Regions from separate parts of the Homo sapiens genome. Here regions 1 and 3 are each linked to region 2. The links are chromatin loops, found by intact Hi-C in ENCODE. Cell type or tissue: heart left ventricle. All regions are shown on one strand. Links, peaks and the distances in the headings refer to the core of each region. The heading gives the core; the rest is flanking DNA.

Region 1 (10,613 bases), core at 2,811-7,810, 290 kb before region 2:
TAAATATACAAAAATTAGCTGGACATGGTGGCACACGCCTGTAATCCCAGCTACTCAGGAGGCTGAGGCAGGAGAATCGCTTGAACCTGGGAGGCGGAGGTTGCAGTGAGCCAAGATTGCACTACTGCCCTCCAGCCTGGGCAACAGAGAGAAACTCTATCTCCAAAAAAAAAAAAAAAAAAAATAGGTATTTATTGTAGTCTTCTCAGTGTGGGCTTGTTTATACCCAAACTTCTTGGGAAGACTTCCCAGATATTCAAAAGGACTTGGGTTTTGTGATCTAAGCTGTATCTGCTTTAGAGGGAACCCCAAGCTCAGTAATGCTGTGGTTCTTGCAGACTTGTAGAGGTACCAACTTGATGATCCTGGTTAAGATCCAGAAGAATTCTCTGGATTGCCAGGCAGAGACTCTTGTTCTCCTCCCTTACTTTCTCCCTAACAAATGTTGTCTCTCTTTTGTTTCTAAGCCACCTGGAGCTGGGATTGAACGGACACAAATACCCCTTTGGCCACCACCTCTAGCACCATACTGGGTCAGACCTGAAGTGAGCACAGCCCTGGGTCTCTCTCAAGGCCTTCTGTAACCACTCCCTGGCTACCACCATGATCACTCAAAGCCCTATGGCTGTACAATCAACAAGTGGCAAAGCCACCCAAGCCTATGTCCTCCCCTTCAGGGCAGCGAGTTCCCCCAGTCCCTGGGTAGGTCCAGAAGTGCCATCCAGGAGCCAGGGACTAGAGTCAAACATCTTAGGAATTTACCTGGTGTTCTGTTGTACTGCAGCTGAGCTAGCACTCGAACCACTAGATGCAGCCCTTCTCATGCTTCCCTTCCCTTTCAAAAACAGAGAAGTCTCACCAGAGTCAGAGGAGTCTCACCTCATGGCCAGTATCACCTCAGGCCCATCAGGAGTACTGCCAGACTACTGCTGATCTTCCCTTAAGGCGCAAGGGCTCTTCAGCCAGACTGTGGTAAATACTGCCTGGCCTAGGACTCACGCTTCAGGACAGTGGGGTCCCCTCTGGCCCAGGGAAGGTCCAGAAATCCCATCTGAGAGCCAAGTCCTGGAATCAAGGACCCCAAGAGCCCACTTGATGCCTTACCCACTGTGGCTGAGCTGGTACTTAAAACCAGAAAGTCTCAGTGTCTCATCCAAGGCACTCAATGTACCTGGGTATTGCTCCTGGTTATTCAGGGCCCAAGGGCTCTTCAGTTAGTAGATGGTGAATTCTGCCATGACTGGGTCTTTTCCTTCAAGGAAGCAGGTTCCCTTTGGCCCAGGGTGTGTCCAGAAATGTCTAGGAGTTAGGGCCTGGAAAGGGGGCCTCATGACTCTGACTAGAGCCCTATCCTGCTGTGGCTGAGCTACTATTTAAGATGCAAGACTAAGTCCTCCCCACTCTTTCTTCTCATTTCCTCAATCAGAACAAAGGAGTCTATTTTGAAGTTGCAAGCTGTGCACCCTGGGGTTAGGGATGGGGTGATGCCAGCACTCCCTGAGCCATCCAGGCTGGCTTAATCTTAGTACATCATGTGTGTCTCCCCCACAACACCCCACCCAGTCCACTGTCTTTGGGCCTAGTTCAGCCCGAGGACTCATCTAGGTGTTACATTCCTTGTGGCCTAGACTGCCTTTCAAGTTTATTTGGAGTTTCAACATACTTTAGTCCATGTTGGTAAGGCTTGTGGGAACTCAAGTTCTGACCCTGGGATCAGCTATTCCCCTCTGGCTAGGGCTGGTTTAGATGCTTCCTCCATGGAGGAGTGTCAGCTAAGTTTGGTCTGATTTTGTTTTCTGCCATAATAAGGGCAGCACTGAGTTCAATGCCTTACAATTGCTGGCTCTCCCCAGGGCACAGAAATGCTCTCCATACCATGCTGCAGAGGGAGGGATGGCATGAGTGAGTCAAGACTGTCTTTCCTATCTCTTCAATGCCTCTTTCAGTGATACAAGTTAAAACCAGGTACTATGAGTGGTCATCTGATTTTTGGTTCTTACGAAAGTTTTTTTTTGTGTGTAGATGATTGTTAAATTGTTGTCCTCAGAGGGATGATTGGTGGAGCCTTCTATTCTGCCATCTTGCTCCACCCCTCCAGTGCTACATTTCCTAACGAAAACATTTAAAATCACTTAGGTGGCTTGCTAGTCTGAAAGATTACACAATTTTACATTCTTTTTCTATATTTTTATCTCTATCACATCAGGACAATCATATAATATCACACTAATACTAATGAGCAGCTTTTTCTTATGGATAGGAATAATCACATTTCCATCTACATTTGAACACCTCTCATCAATATTCAAATAGGGTCTACATTTTATTAGCATTTCACTTGTTTTTAAAGCCACGTGCCTCAGTTTCCATCAGAGCTAAAGGGTGGGAGATGAAAAGGTTTTATGGGGGGAGGTAGGTAGTTTTAAATATGGGCTGTGCTACCGTAACCAGAGAAGCAGGTCAATCATCTCTGTACATTGAGCTTCTGTGTAAATTGTTGTTGAAGAGAATATTCTATTGTGTGAAATAATCGCATCACATGAAACAAAGTTTGAGGTCTTTCTGATGACTTTGACAATTATAATTCTTAATCTTATGCTTACAGAATATTCTAAGAAACACATCGTGAATTAAGGATTGTGTACAGTGGAACCATACAGACCTGGGATCAAATTCCAACTACTAAACTGGCTAGTTGTGTGGTCTTAGGCAAGCAGCTTAATTCTTTTTTTTTTTTTTTTTTTTTTTTTTTTGACGGAGTCTCACTCTGTCACCAGGCTGGAGTGCAGTGGCGTGATCTTGGCTCACTGCAACCTCTGCCTCCCGGGTTCAAGTGATTCTCCTGCCTCAGCCTCCTGAGTTAGCTTGGGACTACAGGCGCACGTCACCATGCCCAGCTAATTTTTGTATTTTTAGCAGAGACGGGGTTTCACCATGTTTGCCAAGATGGTCTTGATCTCTTGACCTCGTGATCTGCCCACCTCGGCCTCCCAAAGTGTTGGGATTACAGGCGTGAGCCACTGCCCCAAGCCTGGCTTAATTCTTTTATCCTTACTCCAACATCTGTAAAAATTGAGGTAATAAGACCCTATTGTAATGATTAAATGAGAGATTACCTGTAAAATGCTTAGCACACTAGGCAAGTGTTTAATCAGTGGTGTTACTTGTTGTTGTTATTACTATTATTTGTCAGATTTATGAAATGAAAGCAATAGTAAGGTAGAAAAGTCATTTGAAGAAAACAAAGGAATAGAGCCTGGGTAGAATCTAAACCTATTTGTTTTGGAATGATTGAGATATCCAATATCAGCATTGGGGTGTGTAACACAATACAATCTTCTATAATGAAATAGCTTGTTTCAGCCCGGGGGTGAAAAAAAATAGAATGAAGCTGTGTTGGCTCTTCTCTTGCATCCAGTGAAACACATTTGTTGAGCACAGAGGAGGAAGAGACAGTGTGGTAGACAGAGGAAGGTATGCAGAATTTAGAAACAAGCAGGACTCCTCAGTTTGAGTCATAGCCTTTCCTCATCCCAGCTGTATAAAGTGGAAGAATATAGTTAATTTTCTTTTCATCTCAGTAACTCTCATCTGTAAGGAGGTATTGGCAGTCCAATTGGAATGCATCCCTCCAATTTAGCCCAATTTGATTGGGATATTGGGAGTATTAAGAATAGCCAATATAGAGGAAATACTTACTAAGTACTTATATGTATTACTGCATTCACTGTGAACCCATGAGGTAAGTTACTACCCCAATGAGACAGGTAAGATGATTGAGGTACAAACATCTAAGGAGTGGTAGAGCTATGCTTTGAGACTGAGACATTTCCAGAGGCTGTGCTCTTAACCACTAGCCTACATTGCCTCTCATGGTAAGTGAATGCCAGGTCAAGTATCCTATACACAGAAGCTCTTCCAGAACTATCCCATGACTTCTCTCTCATGGGAAAATCACTTTGCCTGTCTCTCAAACATTCTAAACATCAATCAGGATGCAGTCAAAGGCCACTTTCTTTATGAAGTCTTCTCATATTACCTCAGCCTGCTCAGCTCTCAGCTTCTGTTGAACCCCTGTGATACTCACTAAAATGCTAAAGAGATCTATTAGTCAGAACTATTTCTATTTAAAGAAGCTTAAGATCTATAGGTCAAAGCCATTCTAAATATTCAACATGTAACACATAAATTTGGTATTATGAATGACTCCAACCTCTTAACAGCTAGAGGAAGACAGTCTCATCCCAACAACCGAGGGTGCACTTTCAGTCTGACGTGGCACCTAACAGAAAGTTCTGTGACCTTTGGAATGAGTACATGCTCGTGCCGTTTCAGGGGCTTCCAGCCTGGAGTTGATGGAGGCTCGGATGAATTATTTTTTTGATATTTTTTAAAGTTCTAAAGGAGCCATAATGAGTTATTGGCTCTCTGACCCAACAATTTTTTTACGTTTTTGGTGGGAATTATAGCCATTAATATCTACATTGGACACTCTGATTGGCTGTTGATGACTGGATTTTTGAAACATGAATGATTAGTAGTCTTGACAGGGTTATTGGAGCCAGGATCAGGGAGTGACGATACCTGACAGCATGCTTCCAGGACAGGTCAAACTTGGACAACACCCCAAATAAAGGAAAGGGTAACAGTGACTGCCCAGAGTTGGTTTGCTTACTTGACTTATTGCATACTAACCCCACAGTCCAGCCAGGGTTTACCTGATTTCACAATGTATCACCACTTTCTTGGTGTCTCAGTTGTTTTGGCTGCTATAACAAAATAGCCTAGACTGGGCAGATTAAACAACAGAAATTTATTTCTCAGTTCTGGAGGCTGGGAAGTTCAAGATCAGGGTGCCAGCCAATTTGTTTCCTTGTGAGGGCCCTTTGCACGCCAGCTGTCTTTTTGTTGTATCCTCACATGAGAGGTAGAAAGTGTGGGGGAGAGAGAGGGGGAGATGAGGAAGGGAGGAGGGAGAGAGGAACTGGAGGGAGAAGAGAGAAAGAAAGAGGGAGAGGAGTAGAGGGAGAATGAGAAGGGGTAGAAGAGGGAGGGATATGAGAGGTAGAGGAACACAGAGAGATTAACAGAGTGAGGGAGAAAAAGAAAACGCTAGTCTCTTCCTCTTATAAAGACACTAATCCCATGATGGGGGTTCCATCCTTATGACCTCATCTAAACCTAATTGCATTAAAAGTCCCCACATCCCCAAAACCCCCTCATCACACACATCAACATATGAATTTTGGGGGGACACATTCAATTCATAACATTTTTTAATTATGAATCCTTATTGAACATTGAAATTATTAATTGCATTATACTGGTTTTCTCTCTTTTCTCTCATTCCCTGATCCCTGAGTTTCAATCCTCTCCCTTCTTTGCCCTACTCTTGCTCTGAAAGGCCAACCTTAACAACTGCAACACCTGGGCACCCTGAATCACCAACAGAAGATTAGAAGGTGGAAGGAGAAAAAAATGTGGTATTTTTTCTACTTCCTCACCCTCTTTGTGCTGTTCTGGGAATGCCTACTTCCCTCTTTGACCATAACTTCTGTTAGGCAGTTCCCTTTTCCCTCACCTGGATCTCACTTGGGTGTTTGCAACACTGCTTCATTTCCTCCTCCTCAGACCTAGGGGTGGTAATGGCTTCCTCCTGTTGCTAGGTCCTGAGCACCTTACCATCTCTTGTCTGGTACCTTAAAGCAGGATTTCTCAACCTCAACACTACTGATATTTTGGGCCAAATAATTCTTTGTTGGTGCAGGCTGTTCTGGGCATTGCAGAATGTTTAGCAACATTCCCAGTCTATGCCCACTAGATGTCAATAGCAACCACCCCAGTTGTGACAATAAAAAATGTCTACAGATATTGCCAAATGTCCCTTGAGGGGCAAAGTTGAGACCCACTCTTTTAAACTCCTCTATATTTCTGTAAATGGTCCTTTCATTTAAAAACATGTCTAAATATTCCAATTGTGTTATCTAGTTAAATATTCCAATTGTGTTTTCTAGGATGCAGATGAAAACATGGGTAAATAATAATAGAATAAATGGAATTTATTTATGACTTATTACATGTTGATCAGGATAAGAATCTTTCAAAATGTGGGATACAAAACTGAAAACAACGTGAAAAAGGGTATTGTTGGTGGCAAGCCTAGAAGTACTGATCATCTCAGTGGCACAACAGCCATTGGTGGTCTAAATGGTTGCCACACTGGAGCTGTGGTTTCAAACAGGGGCCACAATACAGGGAGGAGGTACATGGTCTAAGGCCTTGGTTGCATGGTGATTACGATCGGTGCTCTTGGATTAGACTGCTCAGATTCAAATCTTCATCCTATTGCATGCTAGTCCTGTGATGGTGGGCATGTTAATCTCTCTCAGATGGGATGTAGACAGTTATTGGTGTCAGTGGTTATTTTCTTATCTGAAAAATGCATATAATATTTTCTCATATTTTTGTGAAGATTAAGTGGTATAATGTTTGTAAAGTGGCACAGTGCCTGGTACATTGTAAGTTTTGCAGTAATGACCATAATAGGATTATTTCTGAATTATACACATACACATATACATACCACATTAGGTGCACACATATTAATCACGCAGACATATATCACAAGGTAAGCAATTATTACTCATAACAAATATGTCAAATCTGGAGTTTTACTTTTAAGACATTAAACATTTTATTCCATGATACATAAATGCATAACCCCTATAAAGACTTAAAGAATACTATAAAGTGTGTTTCTTCTCTTAAATATACCTTCTGTATTGTATGCCATTTAATTATTTTAATAATATCTTGAACCATATGACATTGCCATTTTTTAGGTCAAAAACTGTCAAACATTGCAATATCACGTAATTCAATCTAATAGCGCCGTGTCTTTCTCTAATTTTGTTCCACGCATTTACACACACTTATAGGTACATATGCTACATGACTTTCAAAAACATGAATGGCACTGTAACTACTTATCTTTTTTGTTTTAGAGATAGTGTTTTGCTCTGTTGCCTGGGCTGCCCTGCAGTGTCCTGATCCTGGCTCATTGCAGCCTTGAAATCCTGGGTTCAAGTGATCCTCCTGCCTCAGACCCCTGAGGAGCTAGGACTACAGGAATGCACCACCATATCCAGCTAAATTTTAATTATTTTGTTGAGGTGGGGTCTCACTATGTTACCCAGATTGGTCTCAAAATCCTGGTTTCAAGTGATCCTTCTACCTTGGCCTCCCAAAGCGCTGAAAATAACTACTTTCTTTACTAATAATGTGCTGTGGCGGTCTTTCCATGTCTATCTTGCTTTTTTGAAGGTTGGCAAAGTATTCCATCTTATGAGTGAACTAACATTTATTTAAATTCTCCTTTATTGATATGAATTTTCCAAATTTATTGCTGTATGCAAATTATAGTACAATCAACACCTATTACATAAATATTTGCACATATGGGTGAGCATCTCTGTAGAATGGAATCCTAGAGTAGAATTGAGGGGTCAATTTAAAATTGAAATATTTAAAATAATAACAGGTTTACCAATCTATATCTAATACTATATCTATATTTATACTAATCTGATTAGTTGTTAGTAACCCTCCATTTTCTTACATGTATAATTCTATGTTAAAAGAGTTTGATACTGTATAAAAGTGCCAGGTCCTCAAACTTTTAAATTTTTGCAAATGTGATAGAGAAAAAGATAGGTTATTATGGGTTTAATCTGCATATCTCTGATTACTAATAAGGTTGAAAATCTTTTCATGTGTTTATTGAGTTTTTGCTTTTCGTCTGTGAATTGCTTGTTCATTTCTCAAGCCCATTTCTCTGTTGGGACATTTGTCTTTTTCGCATCAATTTGTAGGTGCTTTTTATAGATTCTGGATGTAAATCCTTTGTTGTACATGTTACTAATATCTCTGTTTGTCATTTGTCATTTAGCTTTCTTTATAGTATCTTCTATCACCCAGAAGTTACAATTTTTATGTAATTGCATGGCAGACATTTCTTTGTTAACTGTGGGGTTATCAAGCCTGACTTCTAGAATGCTAGGGTGTTACACCAAGGGAACACTCAAGTCAGAATCTGGATACTGCCTTGAACTGAATTATTTATGGTTTTTTTTTTCCTTCCTATTATTGATGGTATATTTTTACTTGGGAAAAATAATCTATTATATATAAGCAAAACCAAAACCCAGAGCACTAATACTTGTTTACACCAACTGAAAAATAGACTAAAAATGGAGACTTGTAGTCTCATAGCAGAGAGTCTTCTTACAGAACAATAACAATAACCACACACACATACATACACACACACACAGAGTTCTCTGTGAATATACAATTTTTAATTTGTCCACTTCACCATGTCAAAAGCTCCAGATAAAATGGGCACACAGTAGAGCAAGGATGATAACGCAGAAGCACTAGCTAATTTATCATTATAAAGATAGGCAACCTACAGGCAAGTCTGGAGGGACTATAAGTTAATGAAACTGATTTTCTATTGAGTGGGAGCATTTTTGGGGTCAGTGAGTATTCTTCTATTTGCTTTGTGGGAATTGGGATTTGCAAGGTTATAGAGTTACTGTATGGTTGACCTGGTCAGGTTTTGATGGGGTTATCTCACCTGGCTCAAGAGGAATACAGCATTTCTGGTCCTGATAGTAAGGAAATGTACAAGATTGCTGCTCATCCCTCTGAAGAGAAGGAGGCCTAGACAAGGAGGTAGCCAAAGGTGCAGACAGGTTGTACACTTAGGCCAAGGGATGTCTGCACGTATGAGGTCAGCCTGGAAAGAAAAGCCATCAGCAGGGAACAAGATGGGAGGGCAAGGTGGAGTGATGAAACATGTATTTCATGTCTACCAGGTTGAAGGCTTGTCATACATCATGCCTCCCACTTCTGACCGCACTGACTGATTCTGAATCCATCCTTTACACTCAGCTCAGGTTACCCTCTTCCAGCAAGATTCCCCTTGTCTCCTTATCACTGGCCAGGGGTCTGTTTTCTAGGCTTTCGGATCTCTCAGTGCACATCCCCCCTTTTTTTTTAACCACATTTAACTGTGTTAGATTCTAAGTGTCCCTTCATGCATCTGACTCCTTCACTATGAGCTTCTCATTCATCTCAGTATTTCCAGGACAGACACAACTGAATAATAATACTAATAGCCATCTTTTATGTAATGGATTCTGTATGCCACATCCTCATCTAAAGCTTTACATATTTGAATGCATTTAGTGCTCACTAGGATCCTGGGAGGGAGATACCATTAATATCCCCATACAGAAAAGAAACCGAGGCACAGAGGAATGTAACCAAGGTTAAGCACTTGCTCAAGGTCTCCTAGCTGGTGAGCAACAGAGCTGGGTGTAGGATTTCTGCTGTCTGGTTCTTACTAAACATACGAGGCTATACAAATGTAGCATGAGGGATGAAAAATATTTAAGTAAAGGAGCAAATGACTTATTTCATCCTGACAATGATCCCTCAAAGAAGGAGAGCATTAAGAGAAGAACCACATAGCTAGGAAGAGGAAAAGCCTGGGTTCTTACTCATGTCTATACTCTGAAGTCCATGTTTTTCCAGAATTATATTAATACTAATATCTGGAAGGGATATCAGTGAGTTAGCCCAAGAGCTGTGTAAAGAATCTCCATTGCATGTACATTGGGTAAGAAGTGACCAGAGGGACAGGCTGATGATATTGGAGTGACGAGAACCCAACCAGGCCAGGAACTATACTCTGTACTGGGTCTTTTCTAAGTAGCCTTTTAGAAAACCTCAATATTTTATTTATTTATTTATTTATTTTTGAGACAGAGTCTCGCTCTGTCACCCAGGCTGGAGCGCAGTGGCACAATCTCTGCTCACTGCAAGCTCTGCCTCCTGGGTTCATGCCATTCTCCTGCCTCGGCCTCCCGAGTAGCTGGGACTACAGGTGCTCGCCACCACACCCGGCTAATTTTTTGCATTTTTAGTAGAGACGGGGTTTCACAGTGTTAGCCAGGATGGTCTCTGTCACCTGACCTTGTGATCCACCCGCCTTGGCCTCCCAAAGTGCTGGGATTACAGGCGTGAGCCACTGCGCCCGGCCTATTTATTTATTTATTTTAATGGAAAAGAGGTTAAACCCAGGGAGGAATTTTTCTTGAGGTTTCTTGAAAGCATGAGATGGTGATGATGATAATGATAGAAAAGCACAAACGGAATGGTTTCAAATTCTAGCTCCATATTTTTCTAGCCATGTGACCTTTGACAAGTTACTTAACTTCTCTGTACTTCAATTGTCTCAGCTTTAAAATGAGAACAATAAAAGTAAGCATCCACCTCACAGGGCTGTTGTGAAAATTAGGCAGATTAATTCATATGAAGCACTTAAGATAATCCCTAGCATATGTAAGCACTCAACAAATGTTGCTACTATTATGTTCATACATCCATGTGGTATTAGGAAAGAGCACTAGATTAGGAGTCAAGGCCCTTGGGTCCCAATTCCATCTCCCTCGCTAGAGGTGTGACGTTAGCCATATCCTTCTTTTCTAATCTGATTAGTTGTTAGTAACCCTCCATTTTCTTACATGTATGATTCTATGTTAAAA
Region 2 (10,613 bases), core at 3,161-8,160:
GAATTTGGCAGTGAAATTTTAAATAGATGCCACAAAACATCACAGTCTCTTATTTATTCCATATAAAGCAATAACTCCCACCAAACCCCCAAGAAGATTTTTAAAAATTAACCAGGGAGTCTTTGGGGAGAAAAATACAAAGACCCACCCCACCCCTGCACCCCCCACCCCCCAAATCCAGATAACCACATGAAAGGCACAGTCAACTTGCTACTTTGCTTGTAAATCCAAATATGTACACTGCCAAGTCTAGATACGGGACAAGTATTTACAGCTGAGCAAAATTTAAATGGCCAGTAACTTTTCCTACCAGAAATACTTTGGTGATTAAGGAAAAGATTCTGGCCAGGCACAGTGGCCCACACCTGTAATCCTAGCACTTTGGGAGGCCGAGGCGGGCGGATTATCTAAGGTCAGGAGTTCGAGACCAGCCTGACCAACATGGTGAAACACTGTCTCTACTAAAAATACAAAAAAAAAAAAAAAAAATAGCTGGGCATGGTGGCACGCGCCTGTAATCCCAGCTACTAGGGGGTGCTGAGGCAGGAGAATTGCTTAAACCCAGGAGGCAGAGGTAGCAGTGAGCCAAGATCGCGCCACTGCACTCCAGCCTGGGTGACAGAGTGAGACTCCATCTCAAAAAAAAGAAAAGAAAGATTCTGATGATGACCAGAGGCTGGGGGAGGTGGGGAGGGAGGGAATGGAAAGTTGTTGATCAAATTGAAGAACATATCAAACAGAAGGAATAGAGTTTGAGATCTATTGCACAACAGGGTGACTACAGTCAATAATCGTGCACTGTACATTTCAAAATAACTTTAACCATATGTCTCACCATAATTTCAAATGTCTCACCATAAAACATGATAGGTGAGTGAGGTAATAATAGATATGTTAATTAGGTTAATTTAACCATGTCACATTGTATACATATATCAAAACATCACATCATACTCCATAAATGTATACAATTATGATTTGTCAATTAAAAATAATATTAATAAATTTGAAAATACAGAAAAAAGGAAAAAAAAAGATTCTAATAGAAGAGCTATTCTATCTGACAGTATATTAGACCTGTTAGTACAAACCAACTGAAGCCAGTTCATATCAGAGACAAAGGAAATGGGAAAAGAATTTGACCTGATGAATAGTTCCTCTTTTCACCTTCAATTTCCAAATAATCCTTGCTGCAATATTTCAGGTAATTTCTCCAATGAATTGTCTCCTGAAGTGAACTTGATTAGAGGAAACAATATTAGATCTACAAGGCACAGCTCCATTTCTCTTCATATTCTATAAACTTTCTTCCATGGGTAGGGCCTCCTGAGATTTCTTAAGAGAGCCAAACAGAAGACAGGACAGAGATTAAGGGAGGGGAGCTAGAATCAAAAAAGGAAAATACAAGCAGCTTTAGTGGATGAGACTTAAATTTCTTAGTAAAAACAGAAAAAGAAGTTGTAACTACTGCAAATTATAACTATTGATTTATTTTTCCTTCAAGTTACTAACAGAATTTTTAACTGCCATACTTTGCTACAAGATCCTAATCAAAACAACAGAGGGAAAAAGGATGCTTCATTTCCCTCTCCAGGGGATCCTCTAAGACTCCAAGTTTTACCCGAGGTGATCCAATTTGGTAGCAAGTCATGCTAACATAAACACTACTTGGTATCTCTTGTTTTGTTGTCATTTTATTTTTGCCTTGCTCCACAAACGGATGTTAGAGGAAGGCCAGTTCTAAGAATGGCCACTGGCAAGAAAAAAATAAACTATAAAAGTTTACAGTGTGCCTTTTTAAAGTATAAGACATGGAGTTCATCAAGGATCTCACTTAGACTTCATCTAGCCACATTAAGTATTAATGCCATCCTTCTGTGTATGAGACTTAGAACAGTTAGGGGACACTTTGCACAAATTCACTGAGGAAGTTGATCTGTGCCTTAGCTCCTCCTAACTGCTGAAAAGGGATTATTCTCCTCAGAATTCACCTGCAGCCTCCTCCCAGGGAGTACTGATGTCATGTTTGCAAAGTACTTTGAACCTACTCAGAAGAAAGGCAACACACAAACTCAAGACATTCTTCCCATACTATGTAAGACATAGTGATCATTTTTTTGTTTCACATTTAGAAAACTGCCCCTCTAGCCAGGCAAGGTCTATGATGAAATCACTGCAAAGGAAAGACGAGATCTCCCAAGACCTTCATGTATCTTTTGTTGCTTGTTTTGAGGAGTCTTTTTAAAAACTGTTTTTACGGATATGAATACTTGACATATTTATAGAGTGCGTGTGATATTTTGTTATGTGCATAGATGGTGTAATGGTTCAATCAGGGTATTTGGGGTACTCATCACCTCAAGTATTTATCATTACTATGTGTCAGAAACATTTCAAGTTCTCCGTTCTAGCTATTTTGAAATATATAATACGTTCTTCTTAACTATGGTCACTTTACTATCAAACATTAGAGCTTATTGCTTGTGTCTAACTGCATATCTGTATCCATTAACCAGCCTCTCTTTACTGTCTCTCCATTCTCTTCCTAGCCTCTGCTATCTGTCATTCTACTCTCTATCTCCATGAGATCAACTTTTTTAGCTCCCTCATGAGTGTGAGAACATGAGGTATTTGTCTTTCTGTTCCTGGCTTATTTCACTCAGCATAATGACCTCCAGTTCCATCTATGTTACTGCAAATGACATAAACTTATTCTTTTTTTATAACTGAATAGGATTCCGTTGTGTAGCTATACCACATTTTCTTTGTCCATTCACCCATTGATGGGCACTTAGGTTGATTCCATGTCTTTGCTAATGTGAATAGTGCTGCAAGAAACATGCAAGTGCAGGTATCCCTTTGATATACTGACTTCTTTTCTCTTGGATAAATACCCAGTAATGAAATTGCTGGATAGTATGGTAGTTCTGTTTTCAGTTTATTGAGAAACTCCATACTATTTTCCATAGTGGCTGTACTAATTTACATTCCCACCAACACCATATAAGGGTTTCCTTTTCTCCGTATCCTTGCCAGCATCTGTCATTTTGTTTTGAGCAGTCTTTATGCCAGCCAACTCTCTCTCCATCTCTTCTTTGTCTTTTCTTGCAGTCCCTGGCAAATGGGAGGAAGGGAGGGAAGAAGAAATATAAAGAGAGAAAACTAAACAATGATCCATCCTCCTTGTAGATGCCCTGAAACGTGCCTAGAGTTCACCAAGAAAACCTGATTAAAAGATCTCTTCCCATATTCCAATTCAATTCCACAAACATTGTAAGCCCTTCAAGTATTTAAATCATAATTTTTGCCTTCACAGTATTTACTTCTCATAGCAGGAAAATAGAAAGCTTTGATTGCAAAGAAGGACACTGTTGATATTGTGGTGTTATCAATATCAATTGTGGTATTATGGCTAAGAATGCAAAAAGCAAATATTAGAGTCAATAGCAGTCTCAGGTATGTCTCATTCCCCAAGTTTCCTCTCCCAATCCCAACATTTCCCCTCTCCATCTCTATCCACAAAGAGACCTCTCTGGTGCTTCCGAATGACCTTTCATTTTCTTCTTCCCAAATCAAATCCAAGTCAATTTAGGAACGAGGTCTGATTTGGGTCATTAACAGTCAATTATCTTTTAATTTGGGTCAGTAACCATGACCAGTTCTTCAATTATACAAGGAAACTTCTCCCAAAGGGTGAAACTTCTTATTTCTCTCACATGCAAGCCTCGTCCATTCAGAAAAACAATGAGACTCTGAAAATTGCTGTGATAAACACGCCTTCTGAGAGAGTTCAAATGTCTCCTGAGGTCGGGGAAACGGAATTCCAAAATAGAATTCCACTTTCTACCAGATCTTAAATCTGCTCCCACCGTGGTTTAGCAATAAAACCACAGCCTACACCTTGTTATCCTATCACAGGAACAGCTGAAAATCACTTTTTTTTTTTTTTTTTTTTTTTTTTTTTGAGACGGAGTCTTGCTCTATTACCCAGGCTGGAGTGCAATGGTGCGATCTCAGCTCACTGCAACCTCCACCTCCCAGTTTCAAGCGATTCTCCTGCCTCAGCTTCCTGAGTAGTTGGTATTACAGGTGCCCACCACCACGCCTGGCTAATTTTAGTATTTTTAGTAGAGAGGGGGTTTTGCCACGCTGGTCAGGCTGGTCTCAAACTCCGACCTCAGGTGATCTGCCCGCCTCAGCCTCCCAAAGTGCTGGGATTACAGGCGTGAGCCACCGCACCTGGCCAAATCACTATTTCTTTATGTTCAAAAGCATACTTTCCCTCACACACAACTCATTCAAGAGCTCCTTTAAGATCTCAGTGGAAGACCTGGCTCCTGCTAAAAGTGCTTCTCCAATTACAATAGAATCCCCTTAACTCTTTGATCTGTCTATCCATTTATTCCTGACTTTTGACTCTAGGAATCATTAAGTGGTCTTTCCTCTTTTAGGTGGCAAACTCTGTCATGCCTCATAATTGAGTGAGCACTCGATAAATGAATGCTATAGTGCTCTGAGAAATAATTCTCTTCCTATTGGCAGCAAATCCAAGAGAAACTTCCTTAGAAGGACTGTCAATTACCACTTAACAAGCCTGAGTTTTGGCTCCTGCAGAAAAAGCAAACAAAACAATAACAACTCACCCCTGAGAGCAGCCACATTGCTATCTGGTTGCTGCCCTCCAGTCACCTGGCACACTGTAGGTCCCAAAAGAAGGTGCTCAACAAGTCCTTGTTGGTAGATTTATTTGTGAAGGCATGAGACCAGTGATATGTAATCCATCACCTGATAGGTAGACACCAGCTGGGTTCCAAACAGTCTAGCTGTGCCCAGCTTCTGACCTCCCATGGTTCTTGGCTCCCTTACAGCTGACAAATCTAGCTGGATGTGAGATGCTTGGCCAGGAGCAGGATGCATAAAGTGACGACTGGGAGGCTGTTGTGGAACACTAGGAGGAATTTGCATTTGTTTCTCCTGCCACAGTCACCACAACATCCCTGTCTGCCTAAGAGTGCATTCTCATTCAAAACCTACCACACAGCTCCCCTTCTATACCCCAGTGGCCACAGCTTCAGGCTTGACACCGAGTGAGTCACAGTTAGAATGCACATTAGACTCACCTGGAAAGCTAAAAACTGCTCGTGCCCAGGCCCCACTCCAGACATGTTATTCAGTTGGCCTAGATAGAGTTGTTCCTGTGTTGATATTCTTAAAAGCTCTCCAGGAGACTTTAATGTACCATCAGGGTTGAGGACCACAGTCTTACGTTGTTCAAATCCTAGGCCCATACCTGTAATTGCCTCTCTTATACATTGAAGCTGCTGATTTATTATATGCCAGGCACTGTTCTAAATGCTTTATTATAAATGTATCCAACCCTCATAAGAAGTGGGTGTTCTTCCCACCCCCATTTTTCAGATGAAAAAACTAAGGCATAAAGAGAGGCTAAATAATTTGCCTAAGATTTCACAGGGTCAGAGCCAGGCTTTGAACTGAGGAAGACTCACTCCAGCACCCACTCTCTTAACCATTAACCAATACTGCCTCTCTGCATTCATTCAACACACAAAGGCTTTCAGGTACCACAAGAATGCCCTCTGGATCCCATACAGCCATAATCACCTTTTCAGATAGTCATATTCATAAATACTCATATCCAAACAAATCATCTCTTGATCAAAAACCTTCAATGGCTTACTAAATGCTTTGCGGATAAACAAACAAACAATATACAAATGCCTTCCTTAATTGTACTTGCCTTCCTCTCCAGTATCTCCTCTGGAATCTGTCCTCCAAAAATTCTGAGTTACTTGCAGTTTTTACATGTACCGTATAACCCTAAAGCCAGGCTCAAAAACTGGGCCTCCCCTCCACTCTGCAGACATGGTCATTATCAGCATTAGAACTCCTCATAAATGTGTTTCCAAAACAATATAGAGATGCTAGGACATAACCCTCCCAAATAGCCAGGCTGGAAGGAAGCATATTCATTCAGAAACTCAGCCCTTCAAGGAATGTGAGCAGCAGTATAATATGAATTTAAACCTCCTTACATAACTAAGTAAGAAAACATTAAATAAATCAACTATCTACTTCCACAAAACTCTTAAAAGTTCAAAAACGAAATATCATGGTGAAATGGTAATACTTAAAGAACTTGCTTCATTACTCTAACTTGCAGATTAAAATTCTTATGTTCTAATAAGCAATCTATGCTTAACTAACTCGGTAGAGGCCACAATGCCTCTATTTCCATAGAAACTCCCATTGTAAGAGTGTTTTAAATGCTATAGCCCTATATTCCAAAACCTCCTATAAATTACATTTATGACAAGTGAGAACAATCAAATTTGGGGCCAGAGTCGTAGGAATTAATTATCAGGGCTTCCAAAAATAAGTGGTACAGTATTTCATTCCTGCATTGTAAACCAAAGGAAACAAAACTCAACGCTACAAAACAAAGAACCCTGGTGAGTTCACAATGCAGCCTAGAATGTGCCCTACACTGACCTATTTCAACTTAAAATGTAAACTACATGTGTTTTGCTTTACATCTCCCCGTTCTGTAAATCCACCCACAACCTCCTCTGACACTGCATTCACATCTGTCATTGACCGGACAAAACCCAGCTTGTCCTTGCTCTGTCGTGAGATAGAACATCTTTCTACTAGGCCGCCCAAGTCCTAAGTAATCTCCTTCCACCCAACCCAGATAAAAATCTCGCGCATACAGAGCCATCTGACTTCTCCTAAGTCTAGCTCAGAATGTCTCAACTGTGGCACCATTGACATTTTAGACTGAATAACTCATTGTGGGGCCCAGTCCTGTGCACTGTAGGATGTTCAGCAGCATCCCTGGCCTCTACCCAGTAGAGGGTACATCTCCCAGGAGTACCTCTCCCCAGGCATGACAGTGAAAAATGTCTCAAGACATTGACGAACATTGATTGGGTCTACAATTGCTTCCAGTTAATAATCATTTGTCTAGCCTCATATTCAACCCATTTTGGAATTTCCACTGTTTTTACATTTGGCCACATTTTTTACTTTCTGAAATTGTTCAAAAGCAGTGTGTAAAATTGTCTTTGGCCTTGGAATTTCAAAAACCTTGTCGTTACCAGATTGTAACCCTCAATCGGCATTCACTTATAATACGTCCACATTAACCCCTGATTTAGAGTGGGGAATTCATCTGGCCAGGTTACACAAGAATACAGTTGTTCAAAACTGTCCTTACTAATACCTGTATTCCTCTTCTGAATGCCCTCCAGGAGGGGTTAGCCATGTGCAGAGTTTTGCCTATTGCTTTCAGGTAAGCACATTCCATCCCTCAAGAGGGCACCTCTGTCATTTAGGTAGCAAGTAAGAGAAAACGCAATCTAAACCGACTTCAGCAACAAAGGGAATTTTTTGGTGCAGGTAAACAAGAAGTCCGATGGAATGGCAGCTTTTGAAACAAGCTGATCTGGGCTTGGGCTTACAAATATGAGTGCCATTTATTTCAGTTTCCTCTTCTCCATAAGTCAGTTTCGTCTTCCAACTGGCTTCCTTCAGGGTGGCAAAATGGCAGAAGCAGTTCTGGCCTTACGTCCACACATCTCATTACTTAGAAGATAATGCCTTTCTAGCCAAGCAAAAGCCCTGAGCTTCGTCGTAACTGAGCTAGCTTTTGTAATGTGCCTAAGGCTGAAGCATCCAATCAATGCCAACAGAGGAAGGTCATAGGTTGACTGGCTGAGGCCCTTAAACCAATTACAGTAGCTAAGGGGGGAAGTGATGTCAATGGGTTCAGAACAGTGGTTCTCAAAGTATGCTCCCTGACCAGTGGCATTAACATCATCTGGGAACTTACTAAAAATGCAAATTCTTGGGCCTACTGATCCAGAAACTCTGGAGGTGGGGCCCAGCAATCTATGTTTTAACAAGCCTTCCAAGTGATTCTGATGGAAGCTAAAATGCATGACCCACTGATTTTGACCATCAGGTCCTACTCATGGAGCCTAGAAGGGGGGAATCCCACTCATTTCCCTGGGCTGTCACACAATTAGAAAATAATGGAATGGAGGCCTGTGAAGTTACCATCGAAACACTTCAGAAGGGGATGGCCCCAGAAGAGGACAGCTCATTTCACATCTTACTTTCTATGCTGAGGCTGTGGGGTAGAAATCACAGTGATGAGTACTACAAATTAGCAAATTGGTTTGAAGATTATTTCAGATGCCAATATTATCAGTCTAAGGATCTTGAAGAAAAATAATGATAAGCATCAACCTTAGCATTTTCTATGGGTCCTAACCTACTCCCTTAGGAGAAATTTGACAAATTAATTTACACAAATATGACAGAAGTAAACCTACTTAGCAATTAAACGGCACTGAAGAAGTCATTCTCTAAAACAGTTTCTTAATCATGACTAATCCTAAGAATCAACTAGAATAGGGTTACATATACAGATTCCTGGGTTCTACCCTAGACCAATTGAATCAGGATCATCAACGGAGGGGCCTGAGAATCTGTACTTTTAGCAGACATAGCCAGTGATACACAGGGATTATATATGTTTGGAAAATGCTTCAAGGAGATAAAGCCAAAAAAATCAAGGAGAAAAATCTCATGGAGGAATTATTTGAATGCTTCTGACTAATCAAACGGTAGTTTCTTCCCCTTATTTTTATTATTATTTTTTTTGAGACACGGCTCCCTGAATCACCCAGGCAGCAGTACAATGGCATGATCACAGCTCACTGCAGCCTCACCCTCCAGGCCTCAAGCAATTCTCTTGCCTCAGGCCCCCCTCCACCCCCAGTAGCTGAGTCTATAGGTGCGCACCACCACGTCCAGCTAGTTTTTTGTATTTTTTGTGGGGTTTTGCCATGATGCCCAGGCTGGTCTTGAACTCCTGAGCTCAGGTGATCTGCCTGCCTCGGCCTCTCAAAGTGTTGGTATTACAGGTGTGAGCTACCACACCCAGCCTCCTCTACTTTCTTCAATGCACTCCCTCACTACTGGGGCCTCTAACTAATGTTTCTTCCTCTAGTCTGACCCTATCCCACACCCTAAACAAGTTGCTTTCCATACCATTGTCACAGTAAAAGAAACTGGATGTCAGGCCTCTGATCAAAATCTATCACAAGTCCTTACTATGGTTCACAGGATAAAATCCAAAGCCTTAGCATGACATCCTAGACTCCAGCTAATCCAGTCCTTGCCTTTCTTCTTCAGCCTTACTTCACATTGTTAGTCCATTTGAACCCCACCCTTGAATCACCCTGAATCCCTTCCATTGCCTTGAATAGATACTGCTGTTTTGCCTTTGTGCCCTCTGCTCACCATGGTTTTCCTTCCCTCTTCCCCTGGTGTATCAGTCAGGTTAACACTAGGTTATGCTGAGGTAACAAAATCTCAGTAGATGAAGATGACAAAGATTTACTACTCTCTCACCCGTTCTATGTTAGGGGTTGGCAAGTTTGTTTGATTTTTTTTTTTTTCTAAAGGACTAGATGGTAAATATTTTAGGCTTTGGGAGCAACATACAGTCTCTGTTGCACACTATTCCTCTTCTTTGTAAAACTCTTTTTAAATGTAAAGATCACTCTTATTTGTAGGCCATACAAAAGCAGGTGACTGGCTAGACTTGGCCCATGAGCCCTAGTTTGCTAACCTCTACTCTATGTGACCAGTGCTAAAGACACATAGACAGCAGGGAACTACTCACATGGGTAGTTCTAAATGAATCGAATCACTCGGAGACCTGGGCTAATGCAGCAGCCACCTCTTAAACATTTCTTGTCACCACGCAGACACAAAGAGAGGGTTTCACATAAGCAATTAAGTGCTCCGGTCTGAAAGTGGCACCCTGTAACTTAGGCTCACAAATAATTAGCCAAAGTTAGTCTTTCGACCCCATCCAACCATAAGGGGGCCAGGACGTCCAATCCTACCATGTGTCCAGAAGTAGGGAGAATTCAGATCACCGGGTAAAAATTATGAAAAAAGCTCAGAGACAAACGCTCTGTGAAGCCTTTTCTGATACCTTCATCCTGCAGCCAGAATAGCTGCTTCTTCCTTGCAATCTTCTAGCACTTTAAGCATCTCTTAATCAGAGTGCTATACATAGGGTACTACAGTTGCCCACTTGCCTGCCTCCCCTACCAGATGCTGAGCTTCCTAGATAAGCACTTCTGTATGCCCACTACTTTGCACAGTGCCCGTTAGCCAGGGATGCTCACTATGTGTTGCTTCAACAAATAAATGAATGTGGTGGATTGTAGGAGTGAATGGGATTGCCTCTGCATTTACCTGACGGCGTCGGGAATCCAGCAGTGTCAACTTCTCTGAACCCAGTTAGTTCAACCATTTCAGTCTCCACTTATGATCAATTAGCTCTGTTAGTTCAACCACTTCAATATCCACTTATCATCAATTTATCTTTTTAGTTATTAGCTACTTTCTATCATAATCCAATGAATTTCTCCATACAACCTTTTTCTTCTAATAAACAACACCTTGCAGAGAGCTGGTCCTTGAGGCCACGGAGCACTTTGATATAATGTGGCTTGGCTTTCTTTTCAGTTTACAGGCCAAAAGGCAGACACAGAGAGGCACAGTGATTT
Region 3 (10,613 bases), core at 2,212-7,211, 470 kb before region 2:
GAAAAGGTGCAGGAGCGCGTCAGATCAGCAACAGGTGGTCTAGCTGGCCCGGGGAGGACTTACGCAGAATTGAAGACAGCCTCCTGGGGGCAGGTGATGAGACCTGCCCGTGAAGGCTGTTAACCTGGCTGCTCCTACAGTAGGGGCCCCTTAGTGGACTTCCTTCTGCCAAGCAGTTAGGACCTACAGGTTAGTTTCCCTCTCCTTGGTTGTCTCTGTTTCTCGAGAAGGTAGGGCCCTTAGCTCCATCAGTCAAGTTGCAGATGCTCTACCTTTGGGCTAGTGGGTGTTGGTCTTCACTGCTCCTCGTCTTGGGTGACACTGGACAATCTTTTTTACTTTGTCAAAAGACAAAATGACATCAAATTTAAAGTTTTTAATTGGCTTTTCCTGTTCTAGAATCAGACAACGTCAAGCAAAGGAAGTTGGCTTAATAGAAAGGGTAGAGGAAAGCAGAAATAGAACAAAAAGCATATTGGTTGTTTCAAAGTTAATTTTCCTTTTAAAGGTTAAAGCAGAGGGAACTTCCTTATGCTTGCTTAAACTGGCCTGTTTGGGGATTTGGTATTCTCTCTCTCTCTCCTGATTTCTCAGAAGGTCAGATAAACAGCTTGGTTTCAGTGGTGTGTAACTTCAGCAAGGGTGATTCCATTTTGGTTTGGCCTGTTGAGTCTAGTGCAGGAGGTCAGTCCAAACCAATGGCCTCCTATAAATGTTATTTAATAGCCTGTAGAGTTGAACGTCTTCAAGCCGTTTAACTCTCAAAGCTAAAATAAGAAGATTGTGTAGTTACTAGTTAAAATAAAGGCAGTTTAAAGAGGTGAGGCTGGAGTAGGGCAAACTGAGAACAAAGATCTTCATTTTGCCCCATTTCTCTGGCTTATTTTTATTCACTGTGTAGTTGTGTGGTCCTCCCTTGAGCAGTAATCATCCAAGCCAGTTGTTAGAACGCGTTTCCCTAGCAAGCTCTGTCATCCTGAGAAAGCAGAGGGGTAAACAATAAAGACTTAATTGTATCTCACCAACATTTTTGGGTCCCATTGGTGAGTAAGGCATCAATTTAAGTGCCTTTGGAAGCAATTTTGATTAAAATGATTTTTTTTAAGTTCTTAAACAGATTTCGGGATGATAGGAGATTCGGACATATTTTAAAACAAAAGAAACTTATACAAGCAGAATTAAACAACCTGGATAAAAGTACCTGTAATGTATTGTGCTAGTACAGGGGAAGGAGGGAACTGCGTAGGATGTTATAAAAGAAATGGTATTTTAGCCTTTTCTTAAAAGATGAGGATGCTTTGGGTAGGAAAGAGGGATCAGGAGAGTTCCAGGCCAAGGGAAGTATACGAAGGCTTGGAAATACGTGACCCCTGCTTACTGTGACTGTGTGTTTGGGACAGAGTTTTTAACAGCAGTAGATGTGGGGAGGAAAAATGAGGCTAGGGCCAGACCCTGGAGGCTATGCATGACCAAAGAATCTGGGCTTTATTCTATTTCACAGAAAGAGTTCAAAGCCTGAGCGTATTTGAAATGAGAGAATGAATGATGTGTCCCTCTGTTTAAGCAGAGAGAAGATACCATTTGCATTGAAAAAGATTAATTGAAGAGGTCAAAGAAAGGGCAGGGAAAACCCATAAGGGAGGCCATTTAAATGTGACCCTGTGGGAGAGGAGACCCGTCTGACAGCAGGGAGACCAGGGGGAAAAGATTGCTTATGAACTATTTCAGAGGTAAACTATATGATGACAAATAGGACTGCAGGGATGTGATAAGGGAAACTGATCATTTTAAAGATTTCCAGGAGAGATAACTGGGAAATGATGCTACCTTTAGATGAGACGGACAGGATCCACAAAGAGAAATATTTGCTTGGTTGAAGGAAAAGTGATAAACTTGATTTGTGATGTTTGGTAGGACAGTGGAATTCCCAATTGGTGACTCCAAAAAGAAGCGCAGGCTAGAGAGATAATTTTTGAAGCCATATGCATTGAGGTTGTAGGGGCCAAGGGAGAACTTCCCCCTTTCCCCTCTGAAGGTTCGTTGAGAATCAACTGACAAAGGCAGATTAATAGGAGAAAAGACATACAAAATGTTAACAGGCATAGCACGGGGAACTCACAGGAGGATGATTACCCAATAACCTAGTGCAATACAGAATCGTACATACCCTTTTCATAGGGGAGCCGGGAGATGGGGGGGGATGTAGGCATTTCTTTTGAGGGGGCAGTCAATCATTAGAGGAAATGAATGGACAGAAGTTAACTTGGAAATGATTTTTTTCTTGAAATTTGAATGAGCCCAAGAGGCAGGTATTATCTTGTGAAGGAGTCTTCTCAGATGTGGTTGCATTCCTCAGTCTTCTTTTCTGAGATAATGAAATTTCAGGGAGGAGAGGGAAACAGTTGTGTTTCTGTTGGCGACCCCTGCGTACTGTGACTGTTAAACTTTCTTGGCCAGATGAGGAAATTCCAGAGCAAGTCCGTTCTTGTGTCCTTCGCTGGATGGGGGTGGGACAAGACCAGGTTAGAAGGACCTCGATTCTGAGGCAGCTTCTAAGGCCTCTAAGCATGTCAAGGCACCAGTCTTTGGGGTATCACTTTCTGAGTCCCGACAAGGTCATGTTTGAAGCCATAGAGGCAAGTAGGATCCCCATGGCAGATTTTACACCCAGGAGGAGGGCTTAGATTCCTCTCAGGAGCCTCCCATCAGTAGTTAGGAGCTGCTCAGAAAGCACTCACCATATGGAGGATTGGAGTCTATGATCTAGGCTGCTCAGCAGGAGTCCACAAAAGAGCCCCGTCTCCAGGATCAGTAAAATTAACAGCCTTCCTGAATTATGGCTTATGTCCCCTCCAGGGGGGCAGTAGTGAAGTTCTCTAGCAGCGAGGCCTCCAGAGGTCATTAAGAGACTCACCTGTTGCTGATCACAACTCATCTCACCTGTTGCTGATCACAACTCATCTCACCTGTTGCTGCTGAGGACATCCAGACTTAGTGGTGCCTGGTGTGTACTCAGAAAGGGTAATTGCCCACATTTGACTGCATATTCACAATCTGTGAATGAAAAAAAAGCCAAAAGAAAAGTTGGGGAATCTGCATTTAAGGAGAGAAAAATGTGGCTAGTAAACTTAGAGAAACGCGCTGGTTATGGTGGCTCATGCCTGTAATCCCAGCATTTTGGGAGGCCTAGGCGGACGGATCACTTGAGGTCAGGAGTTCGAAACCAGTCTGGCCAAAATGGTGAAACCCATCTCTACTAACAATACAAAAATTAGCCGGGCATGGTGGTGCATGTCTGTAGTCTCTCTGAGCTACTTGGGAGGCTGAGGCAAGAGAATCATCCAAACTCGGGAGGCGGAGGTTGCAGTGAGCCGAGACTGCAACACTGCACTTCAGCCTGGGTGACAGAGTGAAGACTCTTGTCTCAAAAAAAAAAAAAAAAAAAAAAAAAGAGAGAGAAACCCAAACACTATAGAAAGGAGAGATATTTTAAGTAAGGAGCAATGGAGGAGAAAGTAAATAAAAGAGTTTAGACAAGACTAAGATGTGGGAATTAGAAAGCTTTTGGCAATTTTTTTAAAATTATTAATGTCCTTCTGGGTGCCAAGGAATTTTATTGTGTGGTCAGGCGGTAGAATCATCCGTAAAGGTGACCCTAGACACCTGACAGTAAAGGGGAGGTGAGGAATGGGTGAAGTAGGGAAGATGCAGAGAGTTTGATGCTAGAGTTTATCCTTTAGTACTTGAAGATTGACATTAAAATACCTAGAACAAATACATTTGGACTTAGTGTTCCATAAATGGATATATATCTAAGAGCAGTTTTCCCAGGGAACCCTATCTAAAAGTTGAATTCGTTCTCAACTGTTTTTACAGTATCTAGTTTCCCTCCCTCATTACTGTGCTATGTACTCTAGGGGAATTGAGAAAAACGAAGGCATTATCTTTGTAAGAAGAAAAAATCAAGATGATCTGGCACACCTGGAGGGGTAGTGGAATGGGAGTTGATCACTGAACATGTATGCAATGTGCATAGGCACAGGGGATTGGGAAAGACATCCCAGGCGAGAAGTAAGAGTAATCACAAAGGTGGGAATAAATATGGCATGCTACAGTGTGGCATGGGCTTTGTGTTCCTATTATTTGCAGAATGTTCGCATAGCTGGGTGTCTTAGTCTGGGATGCTATACCAAAATACCATAGATTGGTTTATAAGCAGTTCTAGAAGCTGGGAAGTCCAAGATCAAGGCACCAGCAGATTCCATGTCTGGTGATTCTGTTTCCTGGTTCATAGACAGTGCCTTTTTGCTGTGTCCTCACATGGTAGAAGGGACATGGGAGCTCTTTGGGGTCTTTTTTAATAAGGGCACTATTCCCAATCATGACCTAATCACCTCCCAAAGGCCCCACCTCCTAATACCATCACCTTGTGGGCTAGGATTTCAAGACAGGAATTCTGGGAGGACACAATCATTTAGTCCACAGCAATAAGAAATATGCGAAATCAGGATGGGTAGGATCAGATCATAGAGATCTCTAGATTCTGTTACCGGATCCCACCACTTACTCAAAGTTAGCCTTTGGATCGGGGGTTTCCTAGGTATTGTGGCTTTGTGGTCACCAGAAAGATGTTGCTGAAAAGGGGTCCGGATCCAGATCCCAAGAGAGGGTTCTTGAATCTTGCACAAGAAAGAATTTGAGGCAAATCCATACAGTAAAGAGAAAGCAAGTTTATTAGGAAAGTAAAGGGATAAAGAATGGCTACTCCATAGGCAGAGCAGCTTCGAGGGCTGCTGCTTGCCCATTTTTGTGGTGGTTTTTTGATGATATGCTAAATAAAGAGTGGATTTTTCATGCCTCCCCTTTTTAGACCACATAGGGTAACTTCCTGATGTTGCCATGGCATTTGTAAACTGTCATGGCTCTGGTGGGAGTGTAGCAGTGAGGGCCACCAGAGGTCACTCTCATCACCATCTTGGTTTTGGTGGGTTTTGGCTGGCTTCTGTACTGCAAGCTGTTTTATCAGCAAGGTCTTTATGACCTGTATCTTGTGCTGACCTCCCATCTCATCCTGTGACTGACAATGCCTTAACTGTCTGAGAATGCAGCCCAGTAGGTTTCAGCTTTATTTTACATAGCCCCTATTCAAGATGGAGTTGCTCTGCTTCAAACATCTCTGACAGTTCCATACAGGCAGGCTTGGAATTGATAGACTGAGGAGAATTTAAGAAACTGAGTAGTGCAGTAGCTCATGACAGAAGTGTTTAAGATCTGAGCAATAGGATACAGCTCATAACTATTTAGAAAAAGTACAGAATCGAGCTATTAAGTATTATTACAGGGAAAAAATGTACTGAGTGACCAAAAAAAAAAAAAAAAAAAGCAAGGTACTATGACCTTCTTTATGACCCCCATTCCAAAAAGATGGAAGAGCAGATGCCTTCTTAAATAATCAGAACCAGTGGTGCATTGGTCAACGAAAACATTCATTAGGGTGAGAAAATAATATGTCACTTATATGTACATGTAATTTTTAATTAAAAGCATATATCTGTTTGCCACATCTTTCATTGTAAGGCTGAGATTGCCTCTTTGAGTAAACTGGCTAGAACACATAAATCACACATAATCTTTCTCACAGAAATAACACCTATAATGTTTCACTTAGGATTTCCAGTTTTGGTGTTCTGGGCGTGGTGGCTCACGCCTGTAATCCTAGCACTTTGGGAGGCCAAGGCGGGAGTATCAGCTGAGGTCAGGAGTTCGAGACCAGCCTGGCCAACACGGCAAAACCCTGTCTCTACTAAAAATACGAAAATTAGCGGGGCGTGGTGGGCGGGCACTTGTAATCCCAGCTACTTGGGAGGCTGAGGCAGGGAAAATTGCTTGAACCCGGGAGGCAGAGGTTGCAGTGAGCTGAGTTCGCACCATTGCACTCCAGCCTGGGTGACAGAGCCAGACTCCGTCTCAAAAAAAAAAAGTAGGGCCTCACCCAGGCTGTAGTGCAGTGGCATGATCACAGCTCATTGCAGCCTCCCTCAAACTCCTGGCCTTGAGTGATTCTTGCACCTCAGCCTCCCAGAGTGCTGGGATTACAGGTGTGAGCCACTATACCCAGCCATGAATGAGAATCCTAATATTAACAAAGCATGCTGAGTTTACACTTGCCTCCCAGTTGTAACAGTCTAGCCCTCACCAAATTCAACAGCATTTCTGTTGCTGCTGCTGTTTTTAAAGAAACTCACCTTTTTGGAGTCTTGTATTGTTCATGCTCTTTATAGAACTAAGAACCCAATTTCTTCTCACAGTTACATTATATTCATTTATGTAAGTACTATCTAATTGAATTAATGTAGCTCCAGTAATAAGTATAACTAACATCAACATGTTTGGGAACACAGCTGATCATTGGTATTTGAGCCAAATGGCAAGAGCAGAGTGGCCTAGACAAGGAAGGTCTGTGCAGTAGGCAGAGTCATAAGTAGTGGTCAGTTGAGTGAGCCTCTTAATTTCCTTCAGATTTATTGACTATCAGTTGTATACCCTCTAAAATTTTCTCTAGATACTCCATTTCTGGAACACATTTTAGGAGATGTTTTCTTTTTTTTATTATTATTTTATTATTATTATACTTTAAGTTTTAGGGTACATGTGCACAATGTGCAGGTTTGTTACATATCTATACATGTGCCATGTTGGTGTGCTGCACCCATTAACTCGTCATTTAGCATTAGGTATAAGGAGATGTTTTCTTTCTTTTTTCTGAGACACACGCACATGCCACCACACCCAACTAATTTTTTTATTTTTTGTAGAGACAGAGTTTTGCCATGTTGCCTAGGCTGGTCTCTAACTCATGGCCTCTAGTAATCCTCCTGCCTCAGCCTCCCAAAGCACTGAGATTACAAGTGTGAGCCACGGTGCCCAGCTTGTTTTCTATAGATCTTGCCATTGCCCATTAGAGCACTTTGTGTTTGTCTCTCCTGCGCAAATCCTTGACTGTGCTTCAGTTGACCTGGTCTCCTGGTGTCTCCTTCTCTGCCACCAACTCTTCATGTTGATTTCAGCCATGTATTACCAGCAAAACGGCTAGTCCTGGCTTGGAATACCAAAAAGCTATGGAAGCCATGCAGGGCCAGAATATAGCTAAGTGTGTTTATTAGTAAAACCTGCCTGTATTAGTCTGTTTTCACACTGCTGATAAAGACATACCTGAGACTGGGAAGAAAAGGAGGTTTAATTGGACTTACAGTTCCACATGGCTGGGGAGGCCTCAGAATCATGGCAGGAGGCAAAAGGCACTTCTTACATGGTGGCGGCAAGAGAAAATGAGAGAGATGCAAAAGTGGAAACCCCTGGCTGGGTGTGGTGGCTCACACCTGTAATCCAAGCACTTTGGGAGGCTGAGGCAGGTGGATCACCTGAGGTCAGGAGTTCAAGACCAGCCTGGCCAGCATGGTGAAACCCCATCTCTACAAAAATATAAAAAAAATTAGCCAGGCATGATGGTGGGTGCCCGTAATCCAAGCTACTCAGGAGGCTGAGGCAGGAGAATTGCTTGAACCCGGGAAGCAGAGGTTGCAGTGAGCCACGAACATGCCATTGCACTCCAGCCTGGGCGACAGAGTGAGACTCCTCAAAAAAACAACAACGAAAAAGGAAACCTCTTATAAAACTATCAAATCTTGTAAGATTTATTCACTACCATGAGAACAGTGTGAGGGAAACCGCTCCCATGATTCAAATTATCTCCCACCGGGTCCTTCGCACAACATGTGGGAATTATGGGAGTACAATTCAAGATGAGATTTGGGTGGGGACACAGAGCCAAACCATATCACTGGCCATGTTCACCTTTGTTCTTATTTTTTTGCGCTTTAGAGATTCATTTTAAAGTTTATTGGATAGCAAATTGTCTTTGCCACATATATGTAGCTCTTAGCTAACCAAAACTCAAAATTTTGTTTGGCATTTTAGCTTTATTAAATAAAGTGGGATAGACATACTTGACAAATAACCTTTTATATACTTAGCAACAGCATACAGACTAGATCTGAAATGAGTGTACATTTCAAGTTGGCTTCTCAAATTTAACTAGAACCAGACACTCCTCTACTGACACTCTAATAATATGTGTATGTGCATCTATGTGTATTTATGTATGTGTACATACATGTATGTGAGTACATGCGTCTGTATCTATTGCTAACCAAATACTTGTGTGTGAGTGCAAGGAATTAGAACCTCCCTGGGAAGAGCTAGTCATCTCCTTCACACAGTATACTTTTTGCATATCTCCTGTTGGCCTCTGCTTATTCATGGCTTCTACTCATAACATCCCTAGCATAATGCTACCTTATGACCTATATTCAACTTCTACTGCCATACCAACTGGACATGTTCTTTCACACCTGCAGCTCAAATTCTTAATAGAAGTGAACTGACTGGCTCAGCCAATCACTCTGGCTGTGCTTGTGCAGAGACCCTCATGCCAGGCCCCACACAAGCTTAGAGACAGGGTACTCTGAGAACAGGGGACCATTCCCATCTCCATCAGGTGAGACTAGGACAGATAGCAGCTGCCTGATACAGAAGATGGCAGCGCAGGCAGCAGATGCTGTGGGTGGGGCAGTTTCCCTTAGATTATAGGATGGCAGGAAAGATAAAGCCTGCCATCGTTTACTCCGAGGGGTGTGTTATATGTGCCTACGAGCAGCGTTGCTTTGCACCATTCCATATGTACACATTCCCATCACTGGATATAGTTAAACACCAGTCCCTCAATGACAAATTTTAGTTACCCTATGTAATAGTTTGCTAGGACTACCATTATAAAATACCACAGATTGGTGGTTTAAACAACAGAGATTTATTATCTCACTGTGTGGAGGCTGGAAGTCTGAGATCAAGGTGTCAGCAGGTTTGGTTTCTTCTGAGACTTCTCCCCTTGGCTTGTAAATGGCTACCTCCTTGGTGTATGTATGCGGGGTTGTTCCTCTATGTGCATCTGTGTCTTAGCAGCCTTTTCTTAGAAAGACAGCAGTCATATAGGCCTAGGGCCATTTTAACTCTTTAAAAGCCCTATCTCAAAATACAGTCACAATCTAAAGTCTTGGGGATTAGGACCTCAACGTATGAATTTTAGAGGGATGCAGTTCAGCCCATAACACTATAGTATAGCAATTCCGAGTCACTGCACATAAAACACAGACTTTGGGGCTAACTTCACAAATCACTATGTACATGACACATGTACATTTTGATCAATAACTAATCATATCACTTCTCAGAATCTGGTGGTGATTTGTTAGCGAGCGTCTGTTCAGTTCATGCACAGACAGCAAAGTATGTAGCTGTGTTGCTGCCTTCTTTCTCAGTGAAAACATGACATTTAAAAAAATAGTTCATCAGGAGAGGGAATTGGCCACCAAAGATGAAAGTGCTGCAAAGAAACAGGTAGTAGTAATGAAGGAAGTGAAATTTGTTGTGATGAGATGTGAAAATGGCAACAGGATAACGAAGACAGTACAAGACCCAGGCCAGCATGAAGCTACAGTACGAACCAGATTGAGGCTGGGCACAGTGGCTCATGCCTGTAATCCCAACACTTTGGGAGGATGAGGCAGGTGGATCACCTGAGGCCACGAATTTGAGACCAGCCTGGTCAACACAGTGAAACCCCGTCTTTACTAAAAATACAAAAAAATTGGCTGGGCCCAGTGGTGCCTGCCTGTAATCCCAGCTATTGGGAGGCTGAGACATGAGAATCTCTTGAACCCAGGAGGTGGAGGTTGCAGTGAGCCAAGATTGTACCACTGCATTCCAGCCTGGGTGACAGAGCAAGACTTCGTATCAAAAATAAAAAATAAATGAATTAAAAAATATGTAAACCACACTGAAAATGTCCAATGAATATAAAAAAAACACAGTAAAGTCATCTCAATATATTTTAATTTAAATTGCGCTAGGAACAGAAAACCACTTATGATTGAAATTGAGTATTTTACTTTAGTTGGAAGACCATAATGATTTTTAAAAATCCTGCTTAGTTTGACTAGTATTCAGGCCAAAGTGTTTAAAAATCCTGCTTAGTGTGACTAGTATTCAGGCCAAAGAAGTTAGTTTCTGAATTAAAAGAAAATGGTAATTACATGGAGACTATAGGAGGACTTTTGACTGCCAGTAAAGACTGGTTTCATTGTCTCAGAAGTCACCATGAACTGATGAATGTTAAATAGTCTGATGACACCACTAGTGTAAATCAGGATGCTTCCGTGAAATTTCACCCCGAATCCCAAGATGGAGGCAGGTTTATGATGATCCTGGAATATTTCATGCTGATGAGATAGATCTTTTGGAAGACAACCCTATCAAGAACTTAAGTGAAGAAAGGCTGGGTGCCATGGCTCATGCCTGTAATCCCAGCACTTTGGGTGGCCGGGGCAGGTGGATCACCTGAGGTCAAGAGAGTTTGAGACCAGTCTGGCCAACACGATGAAAGCCCATCTTTACTGAAAATACAAGATTAGCCAGGTGTGGTGGCTCATGGCTCATGCCTGTAATCCCAGCTACTTGGAAGGCTGAAGCAGAATTGAACCTGGGAGGCAGAGGCT

What was found. Peaks named below come from ENCODE experiments on the same cell type or tissue, not always from the same donor. Only the 100,000 strongest peaks of a DNase experiment are listed, where the experiment ranks them.
Region 1: it touches region 2 in a loop (2.1-fold over the local background); 5 of 110 quality-filtered maps call a loop at or near these places.
Region 3: it touches region 2 in a loop (3-fold over the local background); 27 of 110 quality-filtered maps call a loop at or near these places.

The regions. Positions count from the first base shown.
Region 1 is chr9:2,316,132-2,326,744 of GRCh38, forward strand. No RefSeq gene overlaps it. Among named protein-coding and RNA genes, the nearest start is that of VLDLR, 300 kb to the right of the region's middle. In heart left ventricle, for the core only: a CTCF peak has its summit at 5,811 (motif pointing right); no DNase peak of the experiment used is centred there.
Region 2 is chr9:2,609,105-2,619,717 of GRCh38, forward strand. The region is part of intron 1 of VLDLR-AS1 (VLDLR antisense RNA 1); the gene reads right to left. Among named protein-coding and RNA genes, the nearest start is that of VLDLR, 7.4 kb to the right of the region's middle. In heart left ventricle, for the core only: no CTCF peak of the experiment used is centred there; no DNase peak of the experiment used is centred there; H3K27ac peaks cover 2,117 bases.
Region 3 is chr9:2,141,879-2,152,491 of GRCh38, forward strand. The region is part of intron 27 of SMARCA2 (SWI/SNF related BAF chromatin remodeling complex subunit ATPase 2); the gene reads left to right. Among named protein-coding and RNA genes, the nearest start is that of SMARCA2, 130 kb to the left of the region's middle. In heart left ventricle, for the core only: a CTCF peak has its summit at 4,952 (motif pointing right); no DNase peak of the experiment used is centred there.